3 separate regions of the Homo sapiens genome follow, and all the other regions are linked to region 1. Evidence: read pairs that join two places in POLR2A ChIA-PET (ENCODE). Cell type or tissue: PC-9. All regions are shown on one strand.

Evidence for each region. Peaks named below come from ENCODE experiments on the same cell type or tissue, not always from the same donor. Only the 100,000 strongest peaks of a DNase experiment are listed, where the experiment ranks them.
Region 2: POLR2A ChIA-PET joins it to region 1 with 26 read pairs; 2 of 35 experiments call an interaction of 5 or more read pairs at or near these places.
Region 3: POLR2A ChIA-PET joins it to region 1 with 15 read pairs; 13 of 35 experiments call an interaction of 5 or more read pairs at or near these places.

Annotation. Positions count from the first base shown.
Region 1 is chr12:120,253,813-120,261,812 of GRCh38, reverse strand. All of the region lies in intron 1 of PXN (paxillin), which reads left to right. Among named protein-coding and RNA genes, the nearest start is that of PXN, 7.9 kb to the left of the region's middle. RefSeq lists an enhancer at 1,061-1,627. In PC-9, no CTCF peak of the experiment used is centred here; no DNase peak of the experiment used is centred here; H3K27ac peaks cover 427 bases.
Region 2 is chr12:120,655,647-120,663,646 of GRCh38, reverse strand. It overlaps CABP1 (calcium binding protein 1), which reads right to left. Exons shown (of 6, transcript NM_001033677.2): 2 at 3,739-3,769; 3 at 3,308-3,451; 4 at 2,807-2,916; 5 at 2,429-2,576. Among named protein-coding and RNA genes, the nearest start is that of CABP1, 19 kb to the right of the region's middle. RefSeq lists enhancers at 4,294-4,793, 4,794-5,295. In PC-9, no CTCF peak of the experiment used is centred here; no DNase peak of the experiment used is centred here; H3K27me3 peaks cover 1,650 bases.
Region 3 is chr12:120,177,755-120,185,754 of GRCh38, reverse strand. It overlaps GCN1 (GCN1 activator of EIF2AK4), which reads left to right. Exons shown (of 58, transcript NM_006836.2): 3 at 868-931; 4 at 1,512-1,643; 5 at 2,078-2,186; 6 at 6,805-6,903; 7 at 6,996-7,130. Among named protein-coding and RNA genes, the nearest start is that of GCN1, 13 kb to the left of the region's middle. RefSeq lists an enhancer at 349-1,548. In PC-9, no CTCF peak of the experiment used is centred here; DNase peaks (open chromatin) are centred at 3,244 and 3,514; H3K27ac peaks cover 3,200 bases.

The DNA of each region.
Region 1 (8,000 bases):
ACCCAAAGCCCTGTCACTATAGGTTCAAGGTCTTTTGAGGGAATATCTCAGTATTCCTTTTTTCCAGCTTCCCTAGTGATGGTCATGCATTGAAGAGACTGGGTGTACCCTTGGCTGGAGAGGCTGATGGAAGGCCAGAGTTATTGGTGGGCCACTGAGCAGCCCTCCTCTCCTATTTAGTCATCCTGCTTGGAGTATCTGACTCTGAAGCTTCTCTTGCGTCTTTACCTCGCTCCAGAGATGTTGAATAAACTTCCAGCCTCATTGCAGCCTTTCCGGGGATCATCCTAGTCTCAGTGCCTTCATTAATAATAACAAAATCTGCCGGGCATGGTGGCTCACACCTGTAATCCCAGCACTTTGGGAGGCTGAAGTGGGTGCATCTTTTGAGGTCAGGAGTTCAAGACCAGCCTGGCCAATGTGGTGAAACCCAATCTCTACTAAAAATACAAAAATTAGCTGGGCGTGGTGGCGCGTGCCTGTAGTCTCAGCTACTCAGGAGGCTGAGGCAGGAGAATCGCTTGAACCCGGGAGGCAGAGATTGCAGTAAGCCGAGATCGCATCACTGCACTCTGGCCTAGGGGGTACTTTTCTTTTTTACAGTGTTTACAGAACTTTTTCTCATAATATTTATTGAGCTCTTATTATGTGCAGGCACTGTGCTGGGCACTTTACATGCATTGTTTGCTTGAATCAAGCTGGCCATATGAGGCAGGTTTTATTAGTAGTCGTATTACTACTACCTGTTTTATAAGTGAGGAAACTGAGACACAGAGAGGTGAGCCCACTTGCCCAAGTTCTACAACTAGTGAATGGCAGTGCTAGGATTTGAATCCAGGTGGTCTGGCTGCTGAGCGGGACTTGCAGCCAACTGTTTTGTACACTTTTTTTTGGAGACAGGGTCTGCAGCCTCTGCCTCCCAGGCCCAAGTGTTCCTCTTCCCTCAGCCTCCCGAGTAGCTAGGACTACAGGCATATGCCGTAACGCCCCGCTAATTTTTGAAATTTTTTGTGGAGACAGGGTTTCACCATGTTTCCCAGGCTGTTCTTGAACACCTGGCCTCAAGCAATGTGCCTGCATCAACCTCCCAAAATGCTGGGATTACAGGCATGAGCCATTGTGCCTGGTGCATTCTTTACACTTCTGTTCATAATACTGCATCTGATATGGGTTGCCCATTGGTTTGACTGTTTTCTGTTTCTAGGACACTAACATTTTTCTGCACCCACCCTATTCTCTGTTGTCTTCCACATCTGTCATTTCCCTGTTCTCTGCAGCTTCTTGTCTGTCTTTTGTTCTTTTTTTTTTTTTTCCTGAGTTTCACTCTTATTGCCCAGGCTGGAGGGCAATGGCATGATCTCGGCTCACCACAACCTCCACCTCCCAGGTTCAAGCGATTCTCCTGCCTCAGTCCCCCAAGTAGCTGGGGGCATGAGCCACCATGCCCAGCTAATTTTGTATTTTTAGTAGAGACGGAGTTTCTCCATGTTGGTCAGGCTGGTCTCGAACTCCCGACTTCAGGTGATCCACCCGCCTCGGCCTCCCAAAGTGTTGGCATTACAGGCGTGAGCCACTGCACCCGGCCTTTTTGTTCTTTCTTGGGGACACACACTCAGGATGGGATGCAGGGTCCTGGGGGGAGTGTCTCCTGTTCCAGGGGAGGCCCCAATCCTCCCTCCCTGGTCACCTCTCCAGTCACCTGTTACTCTTGAGACAGAGCAGTGAGCTTACAGCACCACTGCCAAGGAGAACCTGGGGCAGGTCCCCTGTGGTCCCTTGCCACCTCCTCTGCTCAGGAATCAGAAGCCTTCCTGTGCCCCCAGCCCCGCTGCACCCGAACATGCTCCTTGTCTTTCCCGTATCCAGAGGAGGGAGTTGTTGAAAACTTTATGGTGGAGAATGAAGGATGTCCTATGGGAGGGGGAGAGGAAGAGAGAATCAGGAAGCTGAGTTTTCTCAGAAATGTTCACAAAGCAAGTCATGGAAATGGCTTCAGGGTGCCCTCCTCACCTGGGATGGGCCCTGAGACTCCATCGACAGCCTCACGGGGTCCACTCTGCCTTTTGCAGTCTGGGTCTTGTTGGGAGTCTCATATCTGGCCTTGAGTGTACATTCATACCCTGATAAGTCTTCCAACTAACTAACCGATTGCCTAACCAGTGGTGCTCAGGGCTGGCCTCTCCAGGGAGGCCTTGGATGCTGGGCCAGTGGTAGACAGAACATGCGGTTGGCCAGGCCCAGTGGAACCCCAGTGGCCAAATCTTCCCTTAAAGACGGACTTTTAATGCTTATTTCTTGTGTGATTGTGGTATTGTGGTTTTATGGGAGAATATTGTTATTGTTAGGTGCATGCTAAAGTATTTAGGAGTGAAGTGTCATGATGTCTTGCAACTTATTTTTATTTTTTCATTTTTTATTTTTGAGGCAGAGTCTTGCCCTGTCACCCAGGCTGGAGTGCAGCAGCGCGATCTTGGCTCACTGCAACCTCCGCCTCCTGGGCTTAAGCAATTCTCCTGTCTCAGCCTCCTGAGTAGCTGGGACTATGGGTGCATGCCACCACACCCGGCTAATTTTTGTATTTTTAGTAGAGGTGGGGTTTCACCATATTGTTTAGGCTGGTCTTCAACTCCTGACCTCAGGTGATCCACCTGCCTCAGCCTCCCAAAGTGCTGGGATTACAGGTGTGAGCTACCCCACCTGGCCTCAACTTAGTTTTATTTGTTTTTTTTTGTTTGTTTGTTTTGAGGCAGAGTTTTGCTCTTGTTGCCCAGGCTGGAGTGCAGTGGCACCATCTCAGCTCACTACAACCTCTGCCTCCTGGGTTCAAGCGATTCTGCTGCCTCAGTCTCCCGAGTAGCTGGGATTACAGGCATGCACCACCACGCCTGGCTAATTTTTTTATTTTTAGTAGAAACCAGGTTTCTCCATGTTGGTCAGGCTGGTCAGGCTGGTCTCAAACTCCCGACCTCAGGTGATCCACCCACCTCGGCCTCCCAAAGTGCTGAGATTACAGGTGTGAGCCACTGCACCCAGCTCAACTTAGTTTTAAATGATATAATGAAAAAAAGGATATACACATAAAGGGCAGAGAGCACAAGGGCCATGCGTTTACACAAAGTGGTAAAACAATGACAGCCATTCAATCTAAGTGAGAGTACCCGGGCCTCTCAACTTCTCTGTGTGCTTAGACATTTTTATAATGAAAAGTTGGAGAAAAGTAAGGAAACCCTGCTTTTCCATGATGGGCTTGGAGTTGTTGGGCCTAGGTGCTGGCCTGCGCCTGCCTATGGTTGGCCTGAATGACTGCTGGTCTCCTGTGATTGAGCAGGTGGTGGGAAGACTGGGTGAGCAGAGACAGTAGCTGGGGGGGCCTCAGGTGACAGTGACTGCTGACTATCATCTGGGAAATGGGGAGCACAGTGCTGTGACCTGTGCAGAAAAAAGACAGGCCCAGAGACAGTGTGTGTCCATAGGTGTGGAGGCAGCCTCATGAGTTATTTGAGCATGATGACATTAATCAGACCAGGGTTGAAGCATGTGAGATGCCGAACTCTGGTTGGAGTTTGAGATGGGTTGTCTAGGCTGATGGGATGCAGAGCAAGACTTTTTTTTTTTTTTTTGAGACGGAGTCTTACTCTGTCACCCAGGCTGGAGTGCAATGGTGTGATCTTGGCTCACTGCAACCTCTGCCTCCCAGGTTCAAGTGATTCTTGTGCCTCAGCCTCCGCAGTAGCTAGGATTATGGGCGTGCGTCATCACGCCTGACTAATTTTTGTAATTTTAGTAGAGATGGGGTTTCACCATGTTGGCCAGCCTGGTCTCGAACTCCTGACCTCAGGTGATCCGCCCGCCTTGGCCTCCCAAAGTGCTGGGATTACAGGTGTGAGCCACGGTGCCCAGCCACAGCAAGGCTTTACATAATTCAGGGAACGGTCTCTGGGCAGCTTGAGGCCTGTGGGCGGGGAGGAGATGTCTTTTGCCTCACATCATGAACCCCTTATCTGTGGCCAGTGGAACACCATTAACCTGTGGGCAGTGATGGCTGAGTGTCCCCAGGCTTTTGCTTATAGCTCAAGTCTGACCATCCAGTTTTCCAGCCTTCAGGCTCCCCCTCCTGGAATCCCCACTCCCTTGGTCCCTCCTGTCTAGTTTGTGCTGACTCAAAGCTGGCCCTCTTGGACCTCCAGTCTGTTTTGGGGAAATAGCTGGATTCTGGCACCAGTGGCCCTCTTGGCTCTGAGGCAGAGGTGAGGGCCCTGGTGCCTACTAGAAACATTTCGGGCAGCCAGCAGGCTCTCATGAGGGGAGGGCTTCATGCCAAGGTCTTCTTTCAGCCTCATGTCATCTATGTCAGCGTGCAGAGATGCCGAGGCTGGCCACTTGGCGAGGACTATGAGGTCTTCTAGCGAGGGCTCAGAGCTTCACTCTGCCTATTTGAAAGCAGCATGATGTGTGTTTTATGGGGGAGGGGGTGATGCTGGGAGGAAGCTTTATGTAATTCTTGGCTGGAGCTCAGGTAATTGTTTTAATGAAATGGAATGCAGCTTATTCAGAATTCGCTTGGCAGAAACAGCCATGTTCTGTTCTGTTTTCTTGTTGGGGAGAGCAGGGCACACATTTCCAGCTGTTTTGAATCGTAGAACTCTGGGTGAGCTGGAGCAAGGGGGGTGGAACCCTCCAGGGAGCTCCAGGGAGCTTCAGGCCGATTCTCTTCTGGATCCCGGTCTGTGTGTATTGTTTTGAATGAGCCTTGGAGACTTTGGCCTCTTCTAAAACATAAAAACCCTACTGAGGCCAGGCGCGGTGGCTCATGCCTGTAATCCCAGCCTTGGGAGGCTGAGGCAGGTGGAACACCTGAGGCCTGAAGTTGGGAGTTCGAGACCAGCTTGACCAACATGGAGAAACCCCATCTCTACTAAAATACAAAATTAGCTGGGCGTGGTGGCGCATGCTTGTAATCCCAGCTACTCGGGAGGCTGAGGCAGGAGAATTCCTTGAACCTGGGAGGCGGAGGTTGCGGTGAGCCAAGATCAGGCCACTGCACTCCAGCCTGGGTGACAGAGCGAGATTCCGTCTCAAAAACAACAACAACAACAAAAAAAAACCCTATTGAAAGCAGGCTATGAAATGGGTGTAATGCCTGCCTTCCACATTGTTGGGAGACTGAGTGAGGTGCTTAGCACATAGTAGACAGATCCTCAAGGATGGCCTCTATTTGCTCACGCTTTACTCCACCCCCCACGTCCCCATCTTTCTACCCCCTTTTATACCTCATGGTCATCATCTTCTGTCAGTGTAGATGGCTGTGGCCCCATGTGGCCCCGATGTCCCCATCTGCAGGTCCACCTGGCTCTCCTTTTTCTTCTGGTTCCGTTTTTCTCCTCTCCTTCTCTTCTCTTCTTTCTCTTTTCTCACAGGGTCTTGTTCTCTTGCCCAGGATGAAGTACAGTGATCTGATCACAGCTCACTGTAACCTCCAACTCAAGCGATCCTCCTGCCCTCAGCCTCCTGAGCAGCTGGGACTACAGGCACGTGCCACCATGCCTGGCCAATTTTTTATTTTTTATACAGCCGGAGTCTCATTATGTTTCTCAGGCTGGTCTCGAACTCCTGGCCTCAAGCAATCCTTCTGCCTTGGCTTTCCAAAGTGCTGGTATTATAAGTGTGAGCCACCATGTGTCTTGCCTGTTTCCCTCTTTTTACTTTTCTGCTTTTACTAACTTCAGTTTTTTGTTTTGTTTTTTAGAGAGTCTTGCTCTGCCGCCCAGAATGGAGTACAGTGGCATGATCTTGGCTCACTGCAACCTCTGTCTCCCAGGGTCAAGCGATCCTCCTGCCTCCGCCCCACCCCCCCCAACCCCCCGCAGTCCGCAGTAGCTGAGATTACAGGCACACACCACCATACCTGGCTAATTTTGTATTTTTGGTAGAGATGGGGTTTCGTTTGCCATGTTGGCCAGGCTGGTCTCGAACTCCTGAGCTCAGGTAATCCGCCCACCTCGGCCTCCCAAAGTGTTGGAATTACAGATGTGAGCCATTGTGCCTGACCTGCACTTACTAACTTTTTTACTTTGCTCCTTTTTATTTTATTTATTTTTAAATTTATTATTATCTTTTTTGAGACAGAGTCTTTCTCTGTCACCCAGGCTGGAGTGCAGTGGCATGATCTTGGCTCACTGCAACCTCCGCCTCCCGGGTTCAAGTGATTCTTCTGCCTCAGCCTCCTGAGTAGCTGGGACTACAGGCGCCCGCCACCATGCCCAGCTAATTTTTGTGGTTTTAGTAGAGATGGGGTTTCACCATAGTGGCCAGGCTGGTCTTGAACTCTTGACCTTGTGATCTGCCTGCCTCGGTCTCCCAGTGCTGGGATTACAGGTGTGAGCCACCGCGCCCGGCCTGTTCCTTTTTAAATTTTAACACAGTCTGACCCATTCTTCCACGTTTGCTCTTTTGCTGAGACACCTGTCTCACCCTTTAGCTGCATATTTTTTTCTCCCTTCCTTAAGCTCCGCTTGCTTCTCCAGAGACCCTCCCACCTTCTTTTCCCAAGTCTCCTCTGATCCCTGAGTGGAGGTGCACCTGGGTGTTTTCCCAAAGGATTTCTCTGAACTCCTTGTTTTTCAACTATGCACCTCGGTCAGTTAATCAACTGCATGACCTCTTTTATAACCTGTGTGCTGGTGACTCCCAAATTTATATTTCCACCCCTGACGTGAATTCTATTGTCCAGATTCTTCCGGTCTGCGCACCAGCAGAGACTCAACTCATTTCCTTTCCACTCTCCCTTCTCATCTACTCCCTTCTCATTTCCTTTTCACTCTCCCAGGCCCCATCTACTGCCTGTTCTCTGTTAGCGCCCCCTCTCTTCTCTGGGCCTGTATTAGATAATGGGCATTTGTGTAGCACGTTAAGCTTGAGGAAATATTTTCATGTGCTTCTTTATTTTTTAAAAAACTAAACCTTAGGCCGGGCATTGTGGCTCACACCTGTAATCCCAGCACTTTGGGAGGCCAAGGCAGGTGGATCTTGAGGTCAAGAGATCAAGACCAGCCTGGCCAACATGGTGAAACCCCGTCTCTACTAAAATTACAAAAATTAGCTGGGCGTGGTGGCACGTGCCTGTAATTCCAGCTATTTGGGAGGCTGAGGCAGGAGAATCTCTTGAACCTGGGAGGCGGAGGTTGCAGTGAGCCGAGATCACACCATTGCACTCCAGTCTGGGTGACAGAGCGAGACTCCATTTCAAAAAAAACAAAACAAAAACAAAAGAACCACTAAACCTTATTGTGTATATTCGAGGTTTACAACATGTTGTCATAGGATACGTACAGATAGTAAGGTGGTTGCTAAAGTGAAGCAGATTAACCTGTCAGTCATCTCACAGCTACTTTCCTGTGTGCCAAGAGCAGCTAAATCTACTTATGTAACAAAAATCCGAAAATCCCGAGTACGATTTTCTTAACTTCAGCCCTCATATCATACATTAGATTTCTAAACTTGTGCATCTCGTGTATCTGCTACTTAGTATTCTTTGACCCACGTCTCCCCATTCTCCACTTCCACCCATAGTAACCACTGTTTCATTCTCGATCTCTGTATTTGACCTCTTTATAGATATATAAATATATATATTGGACTGGACGTGGTGGCTCACGCCTGTAATCCCAGCACTTTGGGAGGCTGAGGTGGGTGGATCATCTGAGGTTAGGAGTTCGAGACCAGCCTGGCCAACATGGCGAAACCCTCTCTACCAAAAATATAAAAATTAGCCAAGCGTGGTGGCACGGGCCTGTAGTCTCAGCCACTTGGGAGCCTGAGGCAGGAGAATCGCCTGAACCCAAGAGGTGGAGGCTGGAATGAGCCAAGATCACGCCACTGCACTCCAGCTTGGGTGACAGAGAAAGACTCGATCTCAAAAATAAGTAAAATAATAAATAAATAAATATATGTATATAGTACATATAAGTGAGATCATGCAATGTTTTTCTTGTTGTGTCTGG
Region 2 (8,000 bases), 400 kb before region 1:
ACTGCACATAAGTGTACAGTAAATTATAACTATTATGATTACTATTGATTCTTTAAAAAGAAAGTCTTTGAGGCTGGGCGCGGTGGCTCACGACTGTAATCCCAGCACTTTGGGAGGCTAAGGCGGGTGGATCACTTGAGGCCAGGAGTTCGAGACCAGCCTGGCCAACATGGTGAAACCCTGTCTCTACTAAAAATACAAAAAATTAGCCAGGCATGGTGGTGCACCCCTATAGTCCCAGCTACTCGGGAGGCTGAGCCACAAGAATCACTTGAACCCGGGAGGCGGAGGTTGCAGTGAGCCGAGATTACGCCACTGCACTCCAGCCTGGGCGACAGAGCAAGACCCTGTCTTAAAATAAATAAATAAATAAATAAATAAATAACCTTTCACTGAGCACTAGCTGTGTTATGCAAGAAATGCAGTGATTAAGAAAATAGGGTTCTTCTTTCAAAGTTCAGAGTCAACTGGGAAGACAACTCTAACCAGCAGTTAGGGGACAGTGTGAAGAACAGGTGAGCCTGACGTGCTGTGAAAACCCAGAAAAGAGGAAGTTCAGTTTGAGGAACCAGGGAAGGGTGCTAGAAGAAGGAGTCCCACTGTCGAGTCATGAAGAATGTCCCTTGGGCTAACAGAACTTAGCCCAAGTAAAAAACAGGATAGGCCAGATGCAGTGGCTCACACCTATAATCCCAGCACTTTGGGAGGCCAAGGCGGGTGGATCACCTGAGTTCAGGAGTTCCAGACCAGCCTGGCCAACATAGTGAAACCCCATCTCTACTGAAAATACAAAAACTAGCTGGACGTGGTGGTAGGCGCCTGTAATCCCAGCTATTCGGGAGGCTGAGGCAGGAGAATCGCTTGAATCCAGGAGGCAGAGGTTGCAGTGAGCTGAGATCGTGCCATTGCACTCCAGCCTGGAGTACAAGAGCGAGACTTTGTCTCAAAAAAAAAAAAAAAAAGAACAGGATAAAAGCCCTCCTGGTGGCCAGGCACAGTGGCTCACGCCTGTAATCCCAGCACTTTGGGAGGCCGAGGCGGGTGGATCACTTGAGGTCAGGAGTTCAAGACTAGCCTGGTCAACATGGTGAAACCCCGTCTCAACTGAAAATACAAAAATTAGCCGGGCATGGTGGTGGGCGCCTGTAATCCCAGCTACTTGGGAAGCTGAGGCAGGAGAATCACTTGAATCTGGGAGGCGCAGTTTGCAGTGAGCCAAGATCCTGCCACCACACTCCAGCCTGGGCAACAGAGTGAGACTCTGTCTCAAACAAACAAACAAACAAACAACAACAAAAAAGCCCTCCTGGCAAAAAGATCAGTGTATTCAAGAGGGACCCTAGCAGCTTCACTGATCACAAGTATTTTGGTGGAGTGTGAATGAAGGACTGTTGAGTTGTGGCTGGGGAGGTGAGCTGTGGTCAGATCTTAGGGAGCCTGAGTGTCCAGTTGAGGAATGTAATGTTCAGAAAACACCTACCGTGGATGGATGCATGCGTGGGTAGACAGATAAATGGATAGAGAAGGATGGGTGCAGATGGACACAGGGATGGGTGAATGGATGAGTAGATGGATATAGATGAGGAAATGACTGAACAGATAGATGGATAGATCAATGCAAGTATGGGTAGAAGTATATGCAGACGAAGAGACATGAATGTGTGAATGGAAGTATAGAAGTGTGAACACATAGAGAGATCTATATGAGTAGATGAATACATAGATAGATTCATGGGTGAATGTAGAGAAGAATGAATAGATGCACGAATGGACAGATAAATGCATGGATAAATTGCTATAGGAATGATTGCTTAGAGATGGAGGAATGGATAAATAGGCATCTGGACAGATAAGGAGATAAACAGATGAAAAATGGAGAGATAGATATGGAAAGATGGACAGATAGATGAATAGGTAGATGAATGGATGGACAGATGGATGGATAGGTGGATGGATGGATGGATGGATGGATAGATATGTAGACGAATGGATGGACGGATGGATGGATGGATAAATGGATGGATGGATGATGGACAGATAGATAGATAGGTAGATGAATGGATGAATGGATAAATGGACAGATGGATGGATAGGTAGAGGATGGATGGATGGATAGATGGGTAGATAAATGGATGGATGGATGGATGGTGGACAGATGGATAGATAGGTAGATGAATGGATGGATAAATGGACAGATGAATGGAAAGGTAGAGGATGGATAGATGGATGGACAGATGCATGAATAGATGCATGGGGAAGGGATGGGAGATGGATTAGACGGGGGCATGGACGGAGGGATAAGAGGATGAAAGGGCTGGGGGTTGGAAAATTAGGGCGGATTGATGGTTGCATGATGGATACACAATTGGAGGGCTCCATGGATGGCCACTGCTGGCTTGCTTCTCTCCCACTTTCAAGCCCCACCTACCTTCAAAGTCCACTCGTCCATCCCCATTGAGGTCCACATCTCGGATAATTTCCTCTATGTCTCGGTGTCCCACCTGATGACCCAGGAGCTTCCTCATAGCCTCTCGCAGCTCACTGGTGCTTATTTCCCCATCACCATTGGTGTCAAACTAGAGAAGGCAGGAAGGAAGGAGAGGTCGCCCCAGCATGGCGATTGGCAGCAGCAGATCCCAAAGTTGAGCTCCTTCTCCAGTGTCATTGCCCCCCTTTACCAGAGACCTTTCTCTGTCCAAGCTCCCTCCCCTGATCTGGGACTTGAGGCTCAGGCTTCTTTTGAAGTATTTATACTGCAGATAGGATTCCAATAGCCGCCCCATGCCTGCCTGCCTCTGTCCGTTACCTCTCGGAAAGCATCTCGCAGTTCCTTTACACCAATCATATCTGCTGTCTCTGCCAGGAGTTTAGGCCCCATTAGCTCCACGAAGTCATCAAAATCTACATGGCCACCCACTGGAAAAGGAGGAAAGGGCTAGGTCATCCCCGACATACCCATTCCCTGTCTCCAACTAGACAACTGACAGAATGGACAACCCCTCCTTGACCTGCTCATCAGATAGAGACAAACTTAATAATAACAAGAGCCCTCTGTTCAGTTCTTCCTGTGAGCCAGTTATTGGGCTGTTTTACAGATATTCCCTAATCTACTTTCTGGGCTCCACTCCTCCAATTCGGCCCTCATTTTACAGGTGAGGAAACTGAGGCTCAGAGAGGGTAAGTGGTTGGCCCCAGATCACAGAGCTGGTAAGAGGTGGATGCAGAATTTGAAGCCAGTCCTGTCTGACTGCAGAGGACGGCAAGGGTGAGGACCGAAGGGACGCAGATGCCTGGTAGAGGGACTCACGGTTCATGTTGATCTGCTGGGACAGTTCGATGAGCTCCATCTCGGTGGGCATGTAGCCCATGGTGCGCATGCAGTTGCCCAGATCCCGGCAGTTGATGTAGCCATCCTTGTCCTTGTCGAATTCTCTGAAGGCCTCTCGGAGCTCTGGGGAAGTGAGCAAAGGTGGATGTGGTCAGGGGTAGGACCCGCAGAGCCTCTGTGGGCAAAGGCAGCCCAAAGGCCCACCGGCATGGAAAGAGAGGCCCAGGAGCTTCCCAGGATGCTGGGGCATTTCTCTTGCCTCCTGTGCACACCTTCAGCAGCTGGTTTCACAGAAGATACCCCGCGTTGCACCAGGCCCCATTTCCAGGGGCCTCTCTTCCCATCAACCTCCCTTCCCACACCTTCCTAGAGGGCTAGGCAGTCCTTTCCCCCAAGGGGCCAAGTTTTACCTTCAATTTCCTCTGGTCGCAGTGATCTATCCTGAAACAAAAGAACATGTCCTATTAGCCGCGACAAGGGACCTGGAAGTCACAAAATACCTAACCTGGGGGCCATCCACGTGGCAGCAGGCACTGGGTAGGAGGTGACGAGGATGCAGCACAGGTGTGCCTGGATCAGGTCCTTGAGGGGAGAAGAAAGCCCCACATCTCCCTTAGACATAGAAGCTCCTGGGCCCCTAACAGGAGATGCCCAAGAAGCCACCAGCCCCACCAGCCTGGGCACAGAACCTCTGTGCCTCCAGCCCCTTGTTCCAGATACAAGAATGGGTCAGCAGGAGTTTGAGGCTGTAGTGAGCTATGATGGTGCCATTGCACTCTGTCACCCTGGACAACAGAGTGAGACCCTGTCTCAAAAAAAAAAAACAAAAAAAGAATGAGTCAGAGAACAGAGCTTGCCTGGTGGCAAAAACCTGCAAATAAAACAGAGTCCAGGGAGGTCACAACAGGGAAAAGAGAGCACCACCCAATGAAACAGGAAGAGCAGGGCGACAGAGGCTGCAAGACAACAGAAGAGGCGCAGGAGGGGAGGGAAGGCAGGGCCATCCTGAAGCGAGGGTAGGAGGACAGGGAGGAGTCAGGAGGAGACGTGGCAACAGAATGGGGCTGTGACTGCTTCGCGGGCACTGCCCCACCTTCTCCAATTTGACCCCCATCCCTGTACGTTCCCCTGTCATGGGATCACAGGACACCACATAGGACCCCGGGGGCCACCAGTGCTTCTGGCTGGAGCCAGGGTCCAAAAAGCACATGTCTCCAGCCTCAAGCAGTGCCCAGGTCTCCTGGGCAATCAAGGCAACCCTGAATCTAGGCGTCAGAACAGATGGCAGAGACATCTCCAAGGAGCAGGCCTGGAGGAAGCTCAGGTTGGTGAGCTGCCAGTTGCCCTGGGCCTGCCCAGGAGGGAGATAGACTGGCATGAAATGGATACAGGTGCCCAGCTGGACCTGGTTAGTAGACTCCAAAAGTGGCCTTCAGCGTCCAGCCTCCCGCATGTTGCAGCTCTTTGCCTTTGGGCAGGGAGGACACCAGGCAGGTGTGCCCGTCCTGAAGAGGCTCACACAGGTATGGCCATACCTCCCACGAACACAGACACGCAGGCATGCCACAGTGAGCGTGTGGCACCTCCACTGTGCATGCAGGCCGTTCCAGCCAACGGGGCCAGGATGAGTAGAGACAGCCACTCCAAACTGGCCCCAGGACAAAAGACGACAACACCAGAAAATCTGCAGATCATCTAGAAAGGGAAGGGCTGCTGAGTCACATCTCATGGGACAACCAGGTGCATAGGACCAAGAGCTCAGAGGTAGCTCTGTGTGGCAGGACAGCGTTGAGAGTGTGTGTGAGCTTGGAGGGAGCAGGCTGCAAGCTCCCAGCTCCGCCAGGCTGGGGGTAGGAGTCACCCATAGGGAGGCGTGTCTCTGAGATGACTGCATGGACGTTCACCTAAAAAGCTCGCTATGGGCCAGGCACGGTGGTCCACGCCTGTAATCCTAGCACTTTACGAGGCCAAGGCGAGGGGATCACTTGAAGCCAGGAGTTCGAGACCAGCCTGGGCGATATAGTGAGACCTCGTCTCTACCAAAAAACCTTGTTTTAGTTAGCCAAGCATGGTGGTTCACGCCTGTAGTCCCAGCTACTCGGGAGGCTGAGGCAGGAGAATCACTTGAGCCTGGGAGGCAGAGATTGCAGTGATCCAAGATTGCACCACTGCACTTCCACCTGGACAAGAGAGTGAGACTCTGTCTCAAAAAAAAAAAAAAAAAAAAAAAGCTGGTGATGGTGCCTGGCTTAAGGGTAGGTCACAGCCATTCCAACACAAACCCATATGTTCGTAGATGTTTTTGGGTGACCAAAAAGGATGTTTTGTGCAATGGGTCATACCAGCAGTCTGTGAAAGCGAGTGAGTAAGCACACGTGTGTACACATACATGCAGAGCACACGCCCTAGGACCAGCTACTGAGACCCAATAAATCCTTTCCCACGCATCAGGCCTTAAGCAGCCTCCCACTTCTCCAAGGCCCAGTTCTGCAGGACTCGGGAGGAACAGGCATTGCTGACCCCATGGCAGCCCCTTCCGTTCCTCCTGTACACCCAAAGCCCCGGGGGCAGCAAAGCCAGGTGCCCCTTCACGGAGTGTGCCCGCCACCAGAGCTGGTCTGCTGAGCACTGATGGCTGGTCCTTGGATCACACACCCCATGCACAGCAGTAGCTATGTGTGTTCTCTGCCCTGGAGTAGAGCCAGGGATGCCCACTAATGTGCCAGGAAGATCACGTGCAGCAACTCAGGGTCAGGTGGAATGGGGTGCAGGAACACGCCTTTCTCCCCAGTACATGTGGCTGGGGAGACGCACTTGGACTCTAGAGGCAGACAGACCTGAGTATGAAGCTCAGATCTACTTCCTCAGGCAGGTCACTCTGCTGTTTGAGCCACAGTCTCCTCATCTGTAAAATGGGTTAATACCAGTACCCACCTCACAGGGCCTTAGTGTGCATTCAGTGAGACAAGATATTAAAGTGTTTAGCATGTGGCATTCAATAAATGCAACCTACAAATGTTTACCTCTATAACATCCTCATTAGTCCTCTCCTCTCTTTGAACTATTTAGCTACTTGTAGAAAGCTGGCCAATTCACTAGCCGCTAGCCACATGTGGCTATGTAAATTTGAGTAAGAATAACATAAAATCCATAATTCAGTTCCTTAGTTGCACTAGCCACATTTCAAGTGGTCAATAGCCACATGTGGCTAGTGGCTACTGTATCGGACAGCACGGAATTTAGAATATTTCCATCACTGTAGAAAGTTCTACCGGACAGTGCCACGTATACAGAGTTGTCATTAGGAGCACAAGAGGCTCTTGAGTCAGGCTATCCAAGTGTGAATCCTACCTCTACCACCAACAAGCTGTTACCTCGAGCATGTGACCTCTGCACTCCAGTTTTCTTTCTTTCTTTCTTTTTTGAGTTGGAGTCTTACTCTGTCACCCAGGCTGGAGTGCCATGGCGCGACCTTGGCTCACTGCAACCTCTGCCTCCTGGGTTCAAGCGATTCTCCTGCCTCAGCCTCTTGAGTAGCTGGGATTACAGGCACCCGCCACCATGCCTAGCTAATTTTTGTATTTTAGTAGAGATGGGGTTTCACCATGTTGGCCAGGGTGGTCTCAAACTCCTGACCTCAAGTGATCCACCTACCTCGGCCTCCCAAAGTGCTGGGATTACAGGCGTGAGCCGCTGCGCCCAGCCCAAGTCAGTTTTCTCATCTGTAAAATGGGGATGATAAAAGCACCTACCTCTTAGAGCTGCTCTGAGGCTTAAATGAGGCAATCCGCCAACACACTAGGCACAGTGCTCACCTAGTAAGTGCTCAAAACAATGTATCTGATATTATTATTATTATTATCATCATCATTATTTTGCTCGTGGATATGGACTCACCAGCACTTTGTAGCCATGAGTGGAAAACTTTGGGGATCAGATTCATAAGTTGGGGGTGTGAGCTCTGTATAGACCCCTTCTTCATCCCAGCACCTCCTCACGCCCTGTGAAGCCAAGTTCAGCGGGCTCCACTGGGCCAACTTACGTACAGGCTGCCTGTTCTCAGCGAAGCCCTTGCGCAGGAAAATGCAGGCAGGGCCCAGCAGGTTGTGCATGACTGCGCAGTTCTGGGCCAGCATCAGGAGCGGTCCCGGGAGCTCGGCGTCAGCCGCCAGCCCCTCCTCGCTCGTCTGCACCACCATGTAGCTGGTCTGTTCCTCCTGGCACATCTTCAGCCAGCACCAAGCAAATGCAAAAGAGAGGCAGGGTGTCACCTCCCTGCCCAGCCTGGCTCCTGGTCCCGGGAGGGGCTTTCCGCAAGAGGGGACCCTGAGAGTCAAGGAGCGGGGTTCAGAGAGCCCTGAGCGTGCACAGGCATCAAATTGGTCCAACAGACAGAGTCTCCAATCCTTGACGGAAATGGTGGTTCCGGGGAGAGCTGAATGTGATGCCCTCTGTGTGGCACATGCGCACACACACACACACACACACGCACGCACGCACTGGCACATACATATGCACAGAATCACACACCCAAGTGCATGAAGAGACAGGGGCAGCGGGGGGCTTCTATTCTCACCAATGGGAAGTGTTCACTCAGAGCCTAATGAGACAACATCCTTTCCCAAAATGCTCCCAACCTCCCAATTCAGTCAATCTCCAGGGCTAAGTCATT
Region 3 (8,000 bases), 76 kb after region 1:
GTGGTGCGCACCTTTAGTCTCAGCTACTCATGTGGCTGAGGCAGGAGAATCACTTGAACCTGGGAGGCGGAGGTTGCGGTGAGCCGAGATCGCACTACTGCACTCCAGCCGGGGCGATAGAGTGAGACTCCGTCTGAAAAATAAAAGGCGGGGGGGCCTTAATAACACTGCCCACCTTACATGGATTAAATGAGTGAATGTGTATGAATGATCTAGAGCAGGGTCTGGCATCTTGTAAGCACTAAGAGCTAGGGTGTTATTAGTCCTCTCTTCTTCTTCATGTGTTCTGAATAGGTATTATGCCTTCTTAACCCTGCACTCTACATGTATCTCCCTCTCTTTCCATTTTTCCAGAGCCTACTAATCTGATAGGCCAAGCTTATGTGTCCTTCAGACTTTCAGAAACACTCCAGTTATAGGTGTTCTTCCCTTTTCTGGTCCCTCATAGTACTTCAGTGTTGCACTGTTTTTTAAACCGTTTATTAGAATGTATGTGAAGAAAGGTACGCCTCCTAATGGAACAGCTCACTGAATCATCACATGTTAAACACCAGTATAACCAGCACCCAGATCAAGAAGTAGAACCATTCCAGCACTCCTGAACCTCCTCTTGATGGCATGTGAGGTTTCGAGGCCACTTTTATTTTCTTAGTTTCGTTCATTTAGCAAATGTCTACCCAAAGCTTTTCTGTACCAGGCATTTTCCTAGAGTCCTGTTTTGTTGTTGCTTTTTCCTCTTGGGGAGGAAGGTCTTAAATATATGGGGAGTGTCCAGTGGGCTGAGATCATGTCTGGGCAGAATACCTGACTCCAGCGGCTTACCAAGTGATTTTTATTGACCGCTGTCTGTGTAATCTCTGGTTTCAGATCTTCCAGAGGGAGCAGTGAAGGGGCTCTGCAAATTGTTCTGCTTGACTCTGCATCGATATAGGTGAGTCCCAGCCAAAGGCCCCATATGTGGAGCACTTTGTACAGAGAGGGGATTTAGAGTAGTGGTTAGAGCCCAGATTAGAGCCAGACTGCCTGGTGCCAAATCTGGGCTATGTCACATCCTAGCCATTAGATCCTGGGCAAGTTACTTAACCTCTCTGTGCCTCAGTTTCCTTGTCTGCAGAATGGGGATGGTGCCATTCTCTATCTCATGGGTGGTTGTTAGTAAGCGTGAGGTGCCTGGAACAGTTGCCTGCTGTGCCATAGTGGTCAATGTGTTTATGCTGCCATTTAGTCATGTGTGTTAAATCGTCTGGCCTACTTTGAGACCCTTATAACTGCTCCATAAATGTAGGTGCTGCCCTTACACACTCAATGGCTTATTTGCCCTTATGAGATACTTTTAGAACTCTAGGAGGAGGTGAGTTTATCTAGTTATTTCCTAATCCCTTCTCTGTTATCCACTGGAATATGGTGTGATCAGTTTCTCCTGAGAAAGACCAGTGTATGGCCTGAGCAGCCTTGCCCCTGCCTCTGCCTGAGGTCTGCATGTTCACCCTTTCCTTTGCCTCTCCCCCTAGAGATGCAGCCTCCCGCAGGGCCTTGCAGGCAGCCATCCAGCAGTTGGCTGAGGCCCAGCCAGAAGCCACTGCTAAGAACCTTCTACACTCTCTGCAGTCTTCTGGTATAGGCTCCAAAGCAGGTGTTCCCAGGTAAGAGGTAAAAGTTGTGGCCCCCTGAGAATTGGTACAGTCCTGCTCAGGAGAAGCTGATGCAGTTGACTGTGCACCAGAGGGAGGAGCCAGGATAGCAAGCTTAGTGGAGAAAACCACTTTCCCGAGGAGCAGGGTTGGGAAACAGTGGAAGCAAGGCCATTTTGAGGGGAACCAGTTGCCCACCAGGCCCCTAATGGTGGAAGCCATCTGTTTGTTTTTATAGTTGTCAGTGCCAAGAGATGGGAGTTTGGCCACTGAAGCCTGGACTTCTTGTCCTGAATTGCCACAGATGGTTTGTGGGGAACTTGTTTCAAGTTCTGTTCCATGAGGTGAAGGGAGGGTCCTGCATTACCAGGCGGGGCCTTAGGGACAGTGTTCGTCCTCAAGGTGGAGGCTGCTGCTCTGAACTCATCCCCAACTCTGCTCTGCAGTAAGAGCAGTGGCTCTGCCGCCTTGCTGGCCTTGACCTGGACCTGCCTCCTGGTGCGCATTGTCTTTCCATCGAGAGCCAAGCGACAAGGAGACATCTGGAACAAACTGGTAGGTTCCCTGTGTCTCTGAAGTAGCAAGGGTCAGCTTTCTGCCAGGAGTTAGAGCATGTTTCAGCACCTTCTTGGTGCCAAGTGCTTTTCTGGGTGCTGGGTGACCAGACACTCTGAGTTGTCCCGAGGTGTGTGGCTTTGGTGGATGGCCATGAGTGCAGCATAATCACATTGTTTGGTGTATTAGACATTTTGGAGCTTCTCTGTCAGGCATGGTGCTAGGCACTAGAAATGCAGTGATGCACAACAGAAATGAGGCCCCTGATTTCATGGCATGTGTGGAAGCCGTGACAGGCCAGAGTTGGGAAGACAGCCAAAAATCAAGTAGACTAGAAAATATCATAGTGTAAATCCTCTTGGTGTTTTTCTGGCTGATCATTCCATTCCCTGTGTTTGATTTCAGTGTTGAACTGGTGAATGGAATGGATTTTTTGTCTTGGTTTTGGTTCTTAAATTCCCTCTTTCCATTCTCTACCTGCTCCTTCCATATTCTCTTCTTTTTCTTTCCCCATGTCTGCTCACCAGGTTGGGAGGTGAGCAGAGCAGACATGTGCCTGGGTAGGCTTAGTGTAGGTCATGAGGAGTGGTTTTTTAGTGTAGGTCATGAGGAGTAGTTTTTTTTTTTTTTTTTTGAGACGGAGTCTTGCTCTGTTGCTCAGGCTGGAGTGCAGTGGTGTTGGCTCACTGCAACCTCTGCCTCCTGGGTTCAAGCGTTTCTCTTGCCTCAGCCTCCCGAGTGGCTGGGATTACAGGTGCCTGCCACCACACCTGGCTAATTCTTTTGTATTTTTAGTGGAGACAGGGTTTTTCCATGGTGGCCAGGCTGGCCTTGAGCTCCTGACCTCAGATGATCCGCCTGCCTTGGCCTCCCAAAGTGTTGGGATTATAGGTGTGAGCCACTTTGCCAGGCCTTGGATCTGATTCTTGTCCATGAGACTTGGCTGAGTCACTTAACTTCTGAGCCCATTTCCTCATTTGCAAAGTGGGAAAGAAAATACTACTCACCCTGTCCACCTCAAAGAGTTGTCGCAAAGCCAGGTTTCGTTGAGGGTTGAGATGACTGTGGAAACTGGAGAGTCCCAGGCAGGTAGGTGCCAGTGATGACCGGCCTTAGGAAACACAAGTACCGCTCCATGAAGCAGCCTGCTGGTTAGATAGAGGGCTGCATCCCTGGGAGCTTATCCAGCGCACCTCTGGGGACAAACATGGAATGGCTGTCAGTATAATTGATTGATGATGGATTAGAATGCTGAAACCTTGAGGGTCAAGGATTACGTATTGTGAGCTGGGACTCTCTTGGATTTGCTTCAGGGAATGGGTGTCATTGTTACCAAAAGCCTCCTTGTAAGAAGGGGCAAGCTCATTGGCTTATCTGCACTGAGTGGTTTTTTTTGTTTTTTTTTTTTTGTTTTCTTTGAGAGACAGAGTGTAATTCTGTCACTCAGGTTGGAATGCAGTGGCGCAATCTCGGCTCACTGCAACCTCTGCCTCCCAGGCTCAAGCAATTCTCAACCCTCAGCTTCCTGAGTATAACTGGGACTATATGTGCATGCCACCACACCTGGCTAATTTTTGTATTTTTAGTAGAGATGGGGTTTCACCATGTTGGCCAGGCTAGTCTCAAACTCCTGACCTCAGGTGATCCGTCTGTCTCAGCCTCCCAAAGTGCAGGGATTACAGGTATGAGCCATTGTGCCCAGCCTACTTTTTTTTTTTTTTTTTTTTTTGAGACGGAGTTTTACTCTTGTTGCATAGGCTGGAGTGCAATGGCGCGATCTCGGCTCACCGCAACCTCTGCCTCCTGGATTCAAGCGATTCTCCTGCCTCAGCCTCCCAAGTGGCTGGGATTACAGGCATGTGCCACCATGCCCGACTAGTTTTGTATTTTTACTAGAGACGGGGTTTCTCTATGTTGGTCAGGCTGGTCTCGAACTCCTGACCTCAGGTGATCCGCCCGCCTCGGCCTCCCAAAGTGCTGGGATTACAGGCATGAGCCACTGCACCTGGTCGTGCCCAGCCTACTTTTAAAAAAATGTATTAAAAAATTTTTTTATACACACACCATGATTCTGCAGACTTCTTTTTTTTTTTTTTTTTTTTTGAGACAAAGATCTTGCTCTGTCACCCAGGCTGGAGCACAGTGGCATGATCTCAGCTCACTGCAGCCTTGACCTCCTGGGCTCAAGCGATCCTTCTGTCACAGCCTCCTGAGTAGCTGGGACTACAGGCATGCTGGTGTATGCCTGGCTGATTTTTGTATTTTTTTAGAGATGGGGTTTTCTTTTGTTGCCCGGGTTGGTCTCGAACTCCTGGGCTCAAGGGAACCACCTGCTGCGGTCTTCCAAAGTGCTGGGTTTATAGGTGTGAGTCACCACGCCCAGCCAGTAATCCTTTCTATACTATGCTATATATAGGGAGTCCTCTGTTGCTTACGGTTTTTTATTGTTACTAACAGTTCTGCAAAGAATAACCTTGTACATATGCCATTTTGTATACATGCAAATGGAATTTATCAGCATTGCTTTCCACAAGCATATCTGCTTGCTTGCTTTTTCTTTTTCTTTTTTTTTTTTTTGAGACGGAGTCTCGCTCTGTCGCCTAGGCTGGAGTGCAGTGAGGCGCAATCTCGGCTCAGTGCAAGCTCCGCCTCACGGGTTCACGCCATTCTCCTGCCTCAGCCTCCCGAGTAGCTGGGACTACAGGCGCCTGCCACCATGCCCAGCTAATTTTTTTTGTATTTTTAGTAGAGACAGGGTTTCACCGTGTTAGCCAGGATGGTCTCGATCTCCTGACCTCGTGATCCGCCCGCCTCAGCCTCCCAAAGTGCTGGGATTACAGGCGTGAGCCACCGCGCCCGGCCACAAGCATATCTGTTTTCTGAGGGTGGCAGTTCACACGACTCACTAGTGACCTTGGGCATTTATGGCACATAAAGTCTCTGAGATTTTTGTTTGTTTTTTTTTGAGACAGAGTCTTTCTCTGTCACCAGGCTGGAGTGCAGTGGCGCTATCTCGTCTCACTGCAAACTCCACCTCCTGGGTTCAAGCGATTTTCCTCCTGAGTAGCTGGGACTACAGGCGCCTGCCACCACACCCGGCTAATTTTTGTATTTTTAGTAGCGACAGGGTTTCACCATGTTGGCCAGGATGGTCTCGATCTCTTGACCTTGTGATCCGCCTGCCTCAGCCTCCCAAAGTGTTGGGATTACAGGCGTGAACCATTGCACCTGGCCTTTATTTTTTGAGATGGAGTTTCGCTCTCGTTGCCCAGGCTGGAGTACAAAGGCGTGATCTCGGCTCACCGCAACCTCTGCCTCCTGGGTTCAAGCGATTCTCCTGCGTTCAAGCAATTCTCCTGCCTCAGCCTCCCGAGTAGCTTGGTTACAGGCATGCGCCACCACACCCAGCTAATTTTGTATTTTTAGTAGAGATGAGGTTTCTCCATGTTGGTCAGACTGGTCTTGAACTCCCGACCTCAGGTGATCTGCCTGCCTCGGCCTCCCAAAGTGCTGGGATTACAGGTGTGAGCCACTAGGCCTGGCAGCCTCTGAGATTTTTTTAGTCAAGGACCTATTATGTATGTCAATCTGGGTTGGACGGTGTGAGCTCCATGCAGTTCGAATCCCCATATCAAGATGCACTTCTGTATTCACAGTGCTCAGCATAGAGCCTGCCATGCAGTGGTCAGTAAGTATTTGTGGAATTAATGAAGGACAGGTCAAGGCAGATAAGAAGTAAATGAAACAGGACCCTTAATTCTTTACCTGCATGGCACTTAAACCTCACTGAAATTGTATGTTCATTTGTGTATTTATTTGTTTAATATCTCTTTTTTCCTCTGAATTCTAAGGTACATGAAAGCAGGGACCGGCTGGGCGCAGTGGCTCACGCCTGTAATCCCAGCACTTTGGGAGGCCGAGGCGGGCGGATCATGAGGTCAGGAGATCGAGACCATCCTGGCTAACATGGTGAAACCCCGTCTCTACTAAAAATACAAAAAATTAGGTGGGCATGGTGGTGGACACCTGTAGTCCTAGCTACTCGGGAGGCTGAGGCAGGAGAATGGTGTGAACCCGTGAGGCGGAGCTTGCAGTGAGCTGAGATCGCACCACTGCACTCCAGCCTGGGCGACAGAGCGAGACTCTGTCTCAAAAAAAAAAAAAAAAAAAATTAGCTGGGCATGGTGGCACGCACCTGTAGTCCCAGCTACTTGGGAGGCTGAGGCGGGAGAATCACTTGAACCCGGGAGGTGGAGGTTGCAGTGAGCCGAGATTGTGCCACTGCACTCCAGCCTGGCGACAGAGCGAGACTCCGTCTTAAAAAAAAAAAGCAGGGACCATGTCTGTCTTCCTCCCCTTGTGCCTTCATTGTCTGATTCATAATAGGTGATCACCAAATATTTATTAAACGAACACTAGTGGGAACAGTGTCGTTAAAGGACAGAACTAAATGTGTGGGGTGGAGGGAAGAGGAGCTGGCTGGAGTTGAGTGGGAGAGGCTGAGTGGAGATGAAGCCAGGATTTGGAGGGTCTGATGGAGGTCTTTACAGGCTATGAGAGCCATGGGACCCTCAGTCTCATGTCCCACCTTGACCTGAGTCTTCCCTGGTCCTGGCAGGTGGAAGTGCAGTGCCTGCTCTTGCTGGAGGTGCTGGGTGGCTCCCACAAGCACGCCGTGGATGGTGCTGTGAAGAAACTCACGAAGCTGTGGAAAGAGGTGACAGGACTGCAGGGGCTGGTGGGCATTGCTTCTTCCATGCCACTCCCCCACTGCCATCTTAAACACCTGCCTGGCACTTTCCTCTTCAGAACCCCGGGCTGGTGGAACAGTACTTGTCAGCCATTCTCAGCCTAGAGCCCAACCAGAACTATGCTGGCATGCTGGGGCTGCTGGTGCAGTTCTGCACGAGTCACAAGGAGATGGACGTGGTCAGTCAGCACAAGGCAAGTGCCAAGGCAGAGTGACTGTGGGTTTGCTATGTTGGGGATGTTGGGAGCTCGCTGGAGGGAAGGAATGGGAACCTGCTTTGCCCTGGTGACCCTAGCTGTTGACCTTATCTGAAACTTGTTGGTTTTCTCATGTGAGACTCTGGCCTTTTGCCATGATACATGAACTTCTAGGAGCTGGAAAGTTTCCCTTCTGTTTCTGGCTTGGGTGATAGTTTGCTTGTTCATGCAGTCACTTATTCATCCCAATTTAGTGGCTGCCATGTTCTAGGCACTGTGCTCGGTGTTGGGGGTACACCAGCGAGTAAGGGAGCTATGACCCCTGCCCCCATGGAACTGAGTCTGAGAAACTGACATTAAACAGATAGTCTAGCTAATTATAACTAGTATGTGCTACAAAGGGAAAGTGTGAGAAGTCGTGAGACTCCACAACGGAAGGACCTGATTTAGGCTGTGGGTCAGAGAACACATCACTCTAAAGAAGGAACTTTGAGAGTGAAGAGGAATTAGCAAGGTCAAGAGGTGAGGCAGAGCATTTTGGGCAGAGGAAGCAGCCTGTGGGCAGGAACAGAGAGGAGGCGAGCGGGGTTGGAGTGGCAGGAATGGGTTAGAGTGAGACGCAGCCAGCTGAGTGGTGGGCAGGACCTTATAAGCCATACGAAGGACTTTGGACTTTATCCCGGGGGCCATGGAAAGCTGTGGAAGGGTTTTAAGTGGGGTTGCGTGATCAGTGGGACCTCTATGCTTAACACTGAAATTTGGGGCATTGATTTGTATTTTTTGGAGGCACTCTCACAAGAGGGACCCCTTAGGCCAGTGATGAGATACTTGAGAATGTCAGGATCTAACCAGAGCTTTGTGTTCTCT